Linked DNA regions of Homo sapiens: region 2 is linked to region 1. A link is a contact called in ENCODE Hi-C or POLR2A ChIA-PET data. All regions are on one chromosome and are shown on one strand. Each heading gives the region's core, a stretch centred on a gene start or an enhancer-like site at or near the end of the contact. The rest is flanking DNA. Distances are from core to core; before and after follow the strand shown. Region 1 overlaps CDKN1A (cyclin dependent kinase inhibitor 1A). Region 2 overlaps CPNE5 (copine 5).

The links. Hi-C counts contacts between places; a loop is a spot of excess contacts on that map. ChIA-PET counts read pairs that join two places held with the same protein, here RNA polymerase II (POLR2A). Pooled maps may share reads with other maps.
Region 2: POLR2A ChIA-PET joins it to region 1 with 13 read pairs in T-cell. The contact joins two enhancer-like sites. A Hi-C loop is called at or near these places in 1 of 168 maps with a recorded cell type or tissue (colonic mucosa) and 6 of 50 pooled maps. POLR2A ChIA-PET finds 5 or more read pairs at or near these places in 9 of 52 experiments (AG04449, BJ, GM10248 and 6 more).

The regions. Positions count from the first base shown.
Region 1 is chr6:36,681,294-36,685,189 of GRCh38, forward strand. CDKN1A (cyclin dependent kinase inhibitor 1A) reads left to right here. Exons shown (of 3, transcript NM_000389.5): 2 at 2,804-3,253. The coding sequence starts at 2,809. Among named protein-coding and RNA genes, the nearest start is that of CDKN1A, 4.5 kb to the left of the region's middle. RefSeq lists enhancers at 1,293-1,412, 1,693-1,812. Within about 2 kb of position 1,603, at least 30 of the 41 ENCODE cell types and tissues checked have a DNase peak (open chromatin) inside an H3K27ac peak, as active enhancers do.
Region 2 is chr6:36,768,062-36,771,957 of GRCh38, forward strand. All of the region lies in intron 10 of CPNE5 (copine 5), which reads right to left. Among named protein-coding and RNA genes, the nearest start is that of CPNE5, 69 kb to the right of the region's middle. RefSeq lists enhancers at 607-1,138, 3,857-3,896. Within about 2 kb of position 2,015, at least 15 of the 41 ENCODE cell types and tissues checked have a DNase peak (open chromatin) inside an H3K27ac peak, as active enhancers do.

The DNA of each region.
Region 1 (3,896 bases), core at 353-2,852:
TTCTTTCTTTCTTTCTTTCTTTCTTTCTTTCTTTCTTTCTTTTTCTTTCTTTCTTTCTTTTTCTTTCTTTTCTTTCTTTCTTTCTTTCTTTCTTTCTTTCTTTCTTTCTTTCTTCCTTTCTCTTTCTCTCTTTCTTTCTCTTTCTCTCTTTCTTTCTTTTCTTTCGACAGAGTTGCACTCTGTCACCCAGGCTGGAGTGCAATGGCACCATCCTGGACTCAAGTAGTCCTCCTGTTTCAGCCTCCCAAGTAACCGGGACCACAGGCGTGATCCCCCCGCCCCCATGCCCAGATTTTTTTTTTTTTTTTTTTTTTTTTGAGATGCGGTCTCGCTCTGTCACCCAGGCTGGAGTGCAGTGGCGTGATCTCGGCTCACTGCAAGCTCCGCCTCCCGGGTTCACGCCATTCTCCTGCCTCAGCCTCCCGAGTAGCTGGGACTACAGGTGCTGCCATCATGCCCGGCTAATTTTTTTTTGTATTTTTAGTAGAGACGGGGTTTCACCGTGTTAGCCAGGATGGTCTCAATCTCCTGACCTCGTGCTCCGCCCTCCTCGGCCTCCCAAAGTGCTGGGATTACAGGTGTGAGACACTGCACCCAACCACCCAGCTAATTTTTATTTATTTTTATTTTTAGTAGAGACAGGGTCTCAGCTAGTTGCCCAGGCTAGTCTTGGACCCTTGGGCTCAAATGATTCTCCCACCTCTGCCTCCCAGAGTATTAGGATTACAGGCATAAGCCACTGCCCCTGGCCTCCCCAAGTGATTGTGATGGGCCTCTCTGGTTAAGAAACCTCAAAATTAGAGAGGGAGTGGGGTTCAATACTACAGCACAGGACTCAGGGCAAACAGGCCTGGGTTCAGATCCTGGCTGTGCCACTTATGAACTGTGTGATGTTAGGCAAGTTACTTAACTTATCTGAGCCTTGGTTGCCTCTTCTGTAAAAAGGGAGCTAATAGATATCCACTTTTTAGGAGGATTGATATTTTTAAACTGCTTAGAACAGCCCCCAAACATAAAAATATATAAATAAATCCCAACTCATGCCTAGCAGAGGGTGGATAGAGGTTATTTGAGGGCTCTGTCCACTGTACTGGGTGACCCCTTTATGGGGCAGTGGCCTTTGGCCTTTTTAGCTGTATGACTCAGGGGCAAGTCTCATATCTCTTCCATCTCCTGCCCTTTAAACTTGGTGTGAAGTTACCAAGAGCCTCCTCTCCCAACCAGCTGGGACGTGAAACTGTGGGCTCCACTGATCACAAGCAGTGGGGTGAGGTGGGGTGGAGCAGATGTGGCATGTGTCCCGGGCTTCCTGCCTCATGAGGACTCAGCAGAGCTTTCACCCCCAGAAACTGCAAGTTGGGACTTGTCCCTAGGAAAATCCAGTTGCTGCCAAGGTCGTGCAGTCACTCAGCCCTGGAGTCAAGCCAGAGCAGGCAGGTAGGTGCCAGGGCTCCCTCATGGGCAAACTCACTCTCCGTTTTCCCTCTCCTGAAGGGGGAGGAGAGGAGCCAGGTAGACCAGCCACCTTTAATTTTCTTTTTGCCTGCAAAACGGTTTCCTTGGACACAGGCAACACGAGGCAGGGGCTGCCAGGTGTCTAGACTTCAGATCACCTGATGTGCCTGGCAGGATGTGGCTCAGCCTGGGAGAAATCATCCCTTGCGCTGCCCCGCCCGGCCCCTCCTTACCCCTAGGCCACCCGCCTGACGACATCCTTGGGAAAGGCCCTCAGCCTACAGCACCTGTCAGCTGCTGTCTGAAGGAGGTAGTTGGCAGGGGGAAGTGATAGGGGGGAGGCTCAGTAAAACTGAAGGCAGAGAGGAATAATCATACTTCTGTTTTCAATGCACTTCTCTATACGAAGTGCTGCTGGCACGTTACCTACATTAACTCAGTTAATTCTCATGTCTATCCTCTGAGACAGTCACTATTACTATCCCCATTTTATAGATGAGGAAACTAGAGCTCAGACAAGTTAAGTTGCTTGCCCAGGGTCACCTAGTAAAACCTGGACTCCAGCCCAGGTGATCTGGCTCCAGAGCCCTCCTGCTTAACCACCAGGATACAGCCTTTCATTCAGCTCTGTTCTGTCTGCCTTGCTGCATGGACTCTGTGATCAATTTCTTGAGTATGTGTCTGTAGCCATGCTCTTTAAACTTGTACATGGCCCCATTTATGGATGAGGAAACTGAGACCTAGAGACATTAAGTGGCTTTTTAAAGCTTACGTAGTAACTGGCAGAGCTAGGACCACAACCCGGGTGCTTTTTGCCCCAAAGTCCCGGGTACTTTTACTTGGCAGAGCAGGGTTACCCTACTTGGGGATCTGGGTCGGGGGACTTAGGAGGCTGGAGGAACTGTCAGACTGTTTCTTCTTTTGGGAATTGACCTTCTGGCCAGGGCTGCGATTAGGAAACTGCTGGACTCTGGCAATTCACACATATTTGGGGGGCATTCACACCCATGAGGGACACCTCTGGGGGGAAAACAAATTGATTTTAGCTGATAATACCTGGTGGCAAACAGGACCCTGGTCCTTGCTCTTGCAATAGACTTGCCTTTGTTGACATTAGCTTGCCCTTCAGTTGCCTGCTCTCCCAGTGACCTTGGTGTGCCAGGCTGGCTGAGCTCTGCTGGTGGGGGTCAGGCCTCCTGTGGGAAGGAAGCAGGAAGACCAGCTGGAAGGAGTGAGAGAGACCCTCTGGTAGGAAGACGTCACCTGAGGTGACACAGCAAAGCCCGGCCAGGTAACATAGTGTCTAATCTCCGCCGTGACCAGGGCCTTCCTTGTATCTCTGCTGCAGGCGCCATGTCAGAACCGGCTGGGGATGTCCGTCAGAACCCATGCGGCAGCAAGGCCTGCCGCCGCCTCTTCGGCCCAGTGGACAGCGAGCAGCTGAGCCGCGACTGTGATGCGCTAATGGCGGGCTGCATCCAGGAGGCCCGTGAGCGATGGAACTTCGACTTTGTCACCGAGACACCACTGGAGGGTGACTTCGCCTGGGAGCGTGTGCGGGGCCTTGGCCTGCCCAAGCTCTACCTTCCCACGGGGCCCCGGCGAGGCCGGGATGAGTTGGGAGGAGGCAGGCGGCCTGGCACCTCACCTGCTCTGCTGCAGGGGACAGCAGAGGAAGACCATGTGGACCTGTCACTGTCTTGTACCCTTGTGCCTCGCTCAGGGGAGCAGGCTGAAGGGTCCCCAGGTGGACCTGGAGACTCTCAGGGTCGAAAACGGCGGCAGACCAGCATGACAGGTGCGGACATGTGCACGGAAGGACTTTGTAAGGGACCAGGATTCTCAGAATCCATGGTCCAAGGGCTGACCTGTCTGGTCCTGGTCCAGCATGCTCCAGGTAGAAGGAAACAGGCCCAGAGAGGGGAAGCAACCTCCCTGAGGTCACACAGCAAGTAGGCAGCAAAGACCAACTAGCTAACATTTATTGGGAATGTTCATTATGCCAGGCCCTTTGCCAAGCTTCTAAGGTAGATTTATTTAGTCCTTATAGCAATGTTATAACATAAGACATTCTTGTCACCCTGCCCGCCTTTCTTTTTGAGACAGGTGTCTTAACTCTGTTGGCCAGACTGGAGTGCAGTGATACGATCATGGCTCACTGCAGCTTCAAACTCCTGGGCTCAAGCGATCTTCCTACCTCAGCCTCCTGGGTAGCTGGGAAGCTGGGACTATAGTTGTACACCACTACGCCCGGTTAATTTTTTGAGTTTTTGTAGAGACAAGGTCTCACCATGTTGCCCGGGCTGGTCTTGAACTCCTGAGCTCAAGCAGTCCTCCTGCCTCAGCCTCCCAAAGTGTTGTGATTACAGGCGTGAGCCACCATGCCCAGCCCCTTGCCATCCTTTTAGGGCAAGGAAACCAGGCTCAGAGAGGTAGAGTGA
Region 2 (3,896 bases), core at 765-3,264, 87 kb after region 1:
CTCCATTAAGGCTCCAGGGATGGCTGCAGCCTGGGGGTCAGATTAGCTCAAAGTCTGCACCTCCAGCTTTGGGAGAGAAGGAGGTGAGAGAAATAGTGCCCAGAGACAGGGGGAAGACCATGGGGAGAAGACAAATAAGGCTTTGACTACTCTATTCACAGTTCTTTTTTTTTTTTTTTTTTTTTTTTTTTGAGACAGAGTCTCGCTCTGTCGCCCAAGCTGGAGTGCAGTGGTACGATCTCGGCTCACTGCAACCTCCACCTCCTGGGTTCAAGCAATTCTGCCTCAGCCTCCTGAGTAGCTGGGATTACAGGCGCATGCCATCATATCCGGCTAATTTTTGTATTTTTAGTAGAGACGGGGTTTCACCATGGTGGCCAGGTTGGTCTCAAACTCCTGACCTCAAGTGATCCGCCCACCTTGGCCTCCCAAAATGCTGGGATTACAGGCGTGAACCAGCGTGCCCAGCCATATTCACAGTTCTGTGGCTGTCCACCCTGGTTGGGCTGCCTGAAGTCACTGCAGATGTCACTTGTCACCTGCTGGCCTTGGCTCCTAACCCCTTAGCACAGGGCCAACAAAAGCTGCGGTCCAGCTGACTGTGACTTCTGGGGCCGGCACCCAAGAGAACAGGCTTATTGGGTGTGGGAAAATGAAATGGGCTTCTGCAGACCACCAAATGAACACCTTATCTGGCATACAAAGGCTCAGGACAGAGGCCTAACCTAGGAGGCAGCAAAGTGGGCAGAAAAGACCTTCGGCTGTGGGGTGAGCAGCCCTGGCTGGCAGTCTCAGCTCTTCCAAGTACTAGGTCTGTTGCCCCGAGCAACTGGCTTAACCCTCAGACACTCCCCTCCTTTCCAAATTGAGAAAAATCACAGCCACTTTGGAGCTGCTGTGCAAGTAAACTATCTCCACGTACAGTCAGCGCTGGACACATGTTGCTCTGTTCCTGTCTAAAACACTCCATCCCTTTATCCAAGCTCCTGTCTCTCAAACAATTCCCATGCTTCTTGAAAATATCAGCTCCATGAGGCCCGGGATTTTTGTTTGTTTGTTTCCTGCTGTATCTTCAGCTTCTAGAACAGTGCCTAGCCTATATCAGGTGCTGTATACATATTTGTTGGCTGACTGAGAGCTCCTAGCAACGTGATGAAATGGGCTGTGCAGGTAATAATACCGTCATTCTACAAAATCACAAAAGGAGGCCAAGAGTATGTGGCTCTCCGTGAGTCACACAGCTGGTCAGTGGTGATGCCAGGAGTCAGTGACCTGGGCCTCTGGACACCTAGAGCCACAATGACAGAGCCAGATATGTGTGAGCCTGGGCAAGCCAGCAGGGATGAGAGACACCAGCCAAAACGCCAGGCTGCCCCCACGGCATACCAACTAGCTCTATCTATAGTTTCCTCCCAGCTGAGCTGCAAGGTCTGCCTCCTAATGAGCCTCTGCCTGGCAGGGGGAAGGTTTCCCTGCGGCTTACAAGTCCCGAGGGCTGACAGGCCCTGAGGGGTTTTGCCTTAAATGGACTTGAGTCAGTCCAACACTCAACTCTTCAGGAAGAGGAGCATCAGGGCCTCATCTGGGGCAGGCAGTGAGACTGGCAGCAATCTCGGCCCCCAGGTTGCACTGCGCAACACCGGGCAGTGCCGCGGTGACCGTGCCTCCCGTCTGAGCCTCAGCTTCTGCATGTGAATACCGAGAACGGTACGATGCCCTTCATCGAGGCCATCTGTGGAGATGCCTGATAGGGCGCCTGGCCCTCCTGGGAGCTCATCTGTGGCCGGATGCAAAAGAGAAGGAACTCACACATCAAGGGTGCCAGGCAGAAGTGGGAAGCTGCGGTGACTCCTTTCCTCTCTCCAGGTGAGGACTCCACACTCTTAACACCCTCTTAAAATCTACTCATTCAGCATCAAGGTGTGAGCAGCCTGACCCAGACAACTGTGGTTTAACAGGGACAAATCCTCAAGTCACAGAACATTAAGAGAGTAGGGCAAATTCCAGGAAGGCAGGGGAAGTGCTTCCTGTCATCACCCCACTTTACCCCACCGGAAGGCTGGCTTGGCTCTGATCCTGATGCCACTTCCTGTGACTTCAGCTCTGCTCAGCTAGGTCACTCAGGTTTGGCCTTGTGTGGACTGGACACATAGCAAAGGCAGGGAGACTCCAGGCCAGAGGGCCAGGCCAGAGGCAATTTCAACAGGAGGGAAATGCAGCTTCTCCTTACTCTGGCAAGTTATATAATATCTTCTCTTCTATTTCCCTTGTAAAATAGGCACAGCACTAGACCCGGCTCCTAGGGTTATTGTAAAATTTAAATTCACAAAATAAGATAACGCATTTAAACCAATTAGAATACAACTTGGTCCATGTCCTAAGTCCTCAGTAACTGTAATCGTATTACCTGGCTTCTACACCCATCATTCCGAGAACACTGCCCTTTCTCATCAGGCCCGGGTTCTCATCCTCCTGTACCTCTTCTCACAATAGGAGGGAATGATCCCTGACCGTGCCGCCCTCCTCTTAGTTCCCTCCTATCCCTCTGACCATCTCCTCTTCTTTCTTGCTCCTGGCCTCTGGCATCACCCACAGGGCCTCTCAGGGCACCAGATCTCTGGCCACCCCCCTCCTGGAGACCCTAGACTGCTGTCCCCTCCTGCTTTAGCGGTGCCTGGTCCACAGCTGCCTCCTCTCAATGTGGCTGAAACCAAGTTTACCTCTCTTTCCCCAACCTCTCAACAGCAGCAGCTCGTTTTCAAACAACAAACATAATCTTTATAACTTAAGAAGGATAATTTTTTTAAAAATGGGTTTCAGATAGGCTGTGAAAAGAACTGCGGAACACAAATCTGTGAGTAAGAATCTGGCTGCCGATCACACTGCCCATTTCTGTCGGTGGTGCCACCTTTTCCTGCCCTCAAACGCTGAACCATTATCCCTTCCCCTCTTTCACTCCCTTACCCAGGCAGGTACCAAGGCCTTTTGGGTCTTCCTCTTCCTTCTTGCTGTTCCCCTCTCCTCTCCCCTCTGAATTATTTGGTATTAAAGCCAGAAGGACGTTAATGCTTTGAGGACTAAAACCAATCCAAGCAGCTTCCCTACCTCTAATCAGAAAGCAGAACTGCCCCTAACCCCTGAGCAAGGTGCTCATTAGTAAGCCTCCCCCAGATGCACCCTGGTCACAGCCCTGTCATGCCATGTCTTGGCTATCTGGCAACAGTGCATAGGGATTAACAACACAGAATCTAGAGCCAGGCTGCCGGGGTCCACATCCTGGTTCTACCACCGGCTGGCAGCAAGACACTGGGCAAGTGACTTAATCTCTCAGGGCCTCTCTGTCTCCTTACCTGTAAAATGTGGCTAGCATCAGCACCTCTTTGCAATGAGCTAATTGTTGGGGGGATTAAATTAGTTCCTATACATAAAGCACTTAGAGCAGGGCCTGGCCCATGGTTAAGTGCTATAGGAGTCTTTGCTATTATCATGACCTGTCTGTCTCCCCACTGGCCTGGGAGCAACCTAAGAGGGAGGCTTGGGTCAATAGGCCCCCACAGCACCCAACACAGTGCCTGGGGCCTGACTGGCTTGGAAGACACGGCTGCTGAATTAAATCAACTACGTTCTGTGAGGCTCCAAGAGGTGTCTTGGAAGGAGGGGACAGTGGCCCCATTTTCCTGCACAGGGCCCTCCCCTGCCTACCCTGGAGGGCCTTCTGATACTGGCACCTCCTGAGTGTCTGTTGGGTGCGTGGGTTACACTGGGGCTGGGGGGCGGGGGGATAGGCCTGATCGTTCTTGGAGCCAGAGTGACATCCCTGGCCTCCTTGATTAACACTACTGTCAGTCACATTATGGAAGATCTGCTTCTGGACATGGGGGAGGGCCATCCTGCAG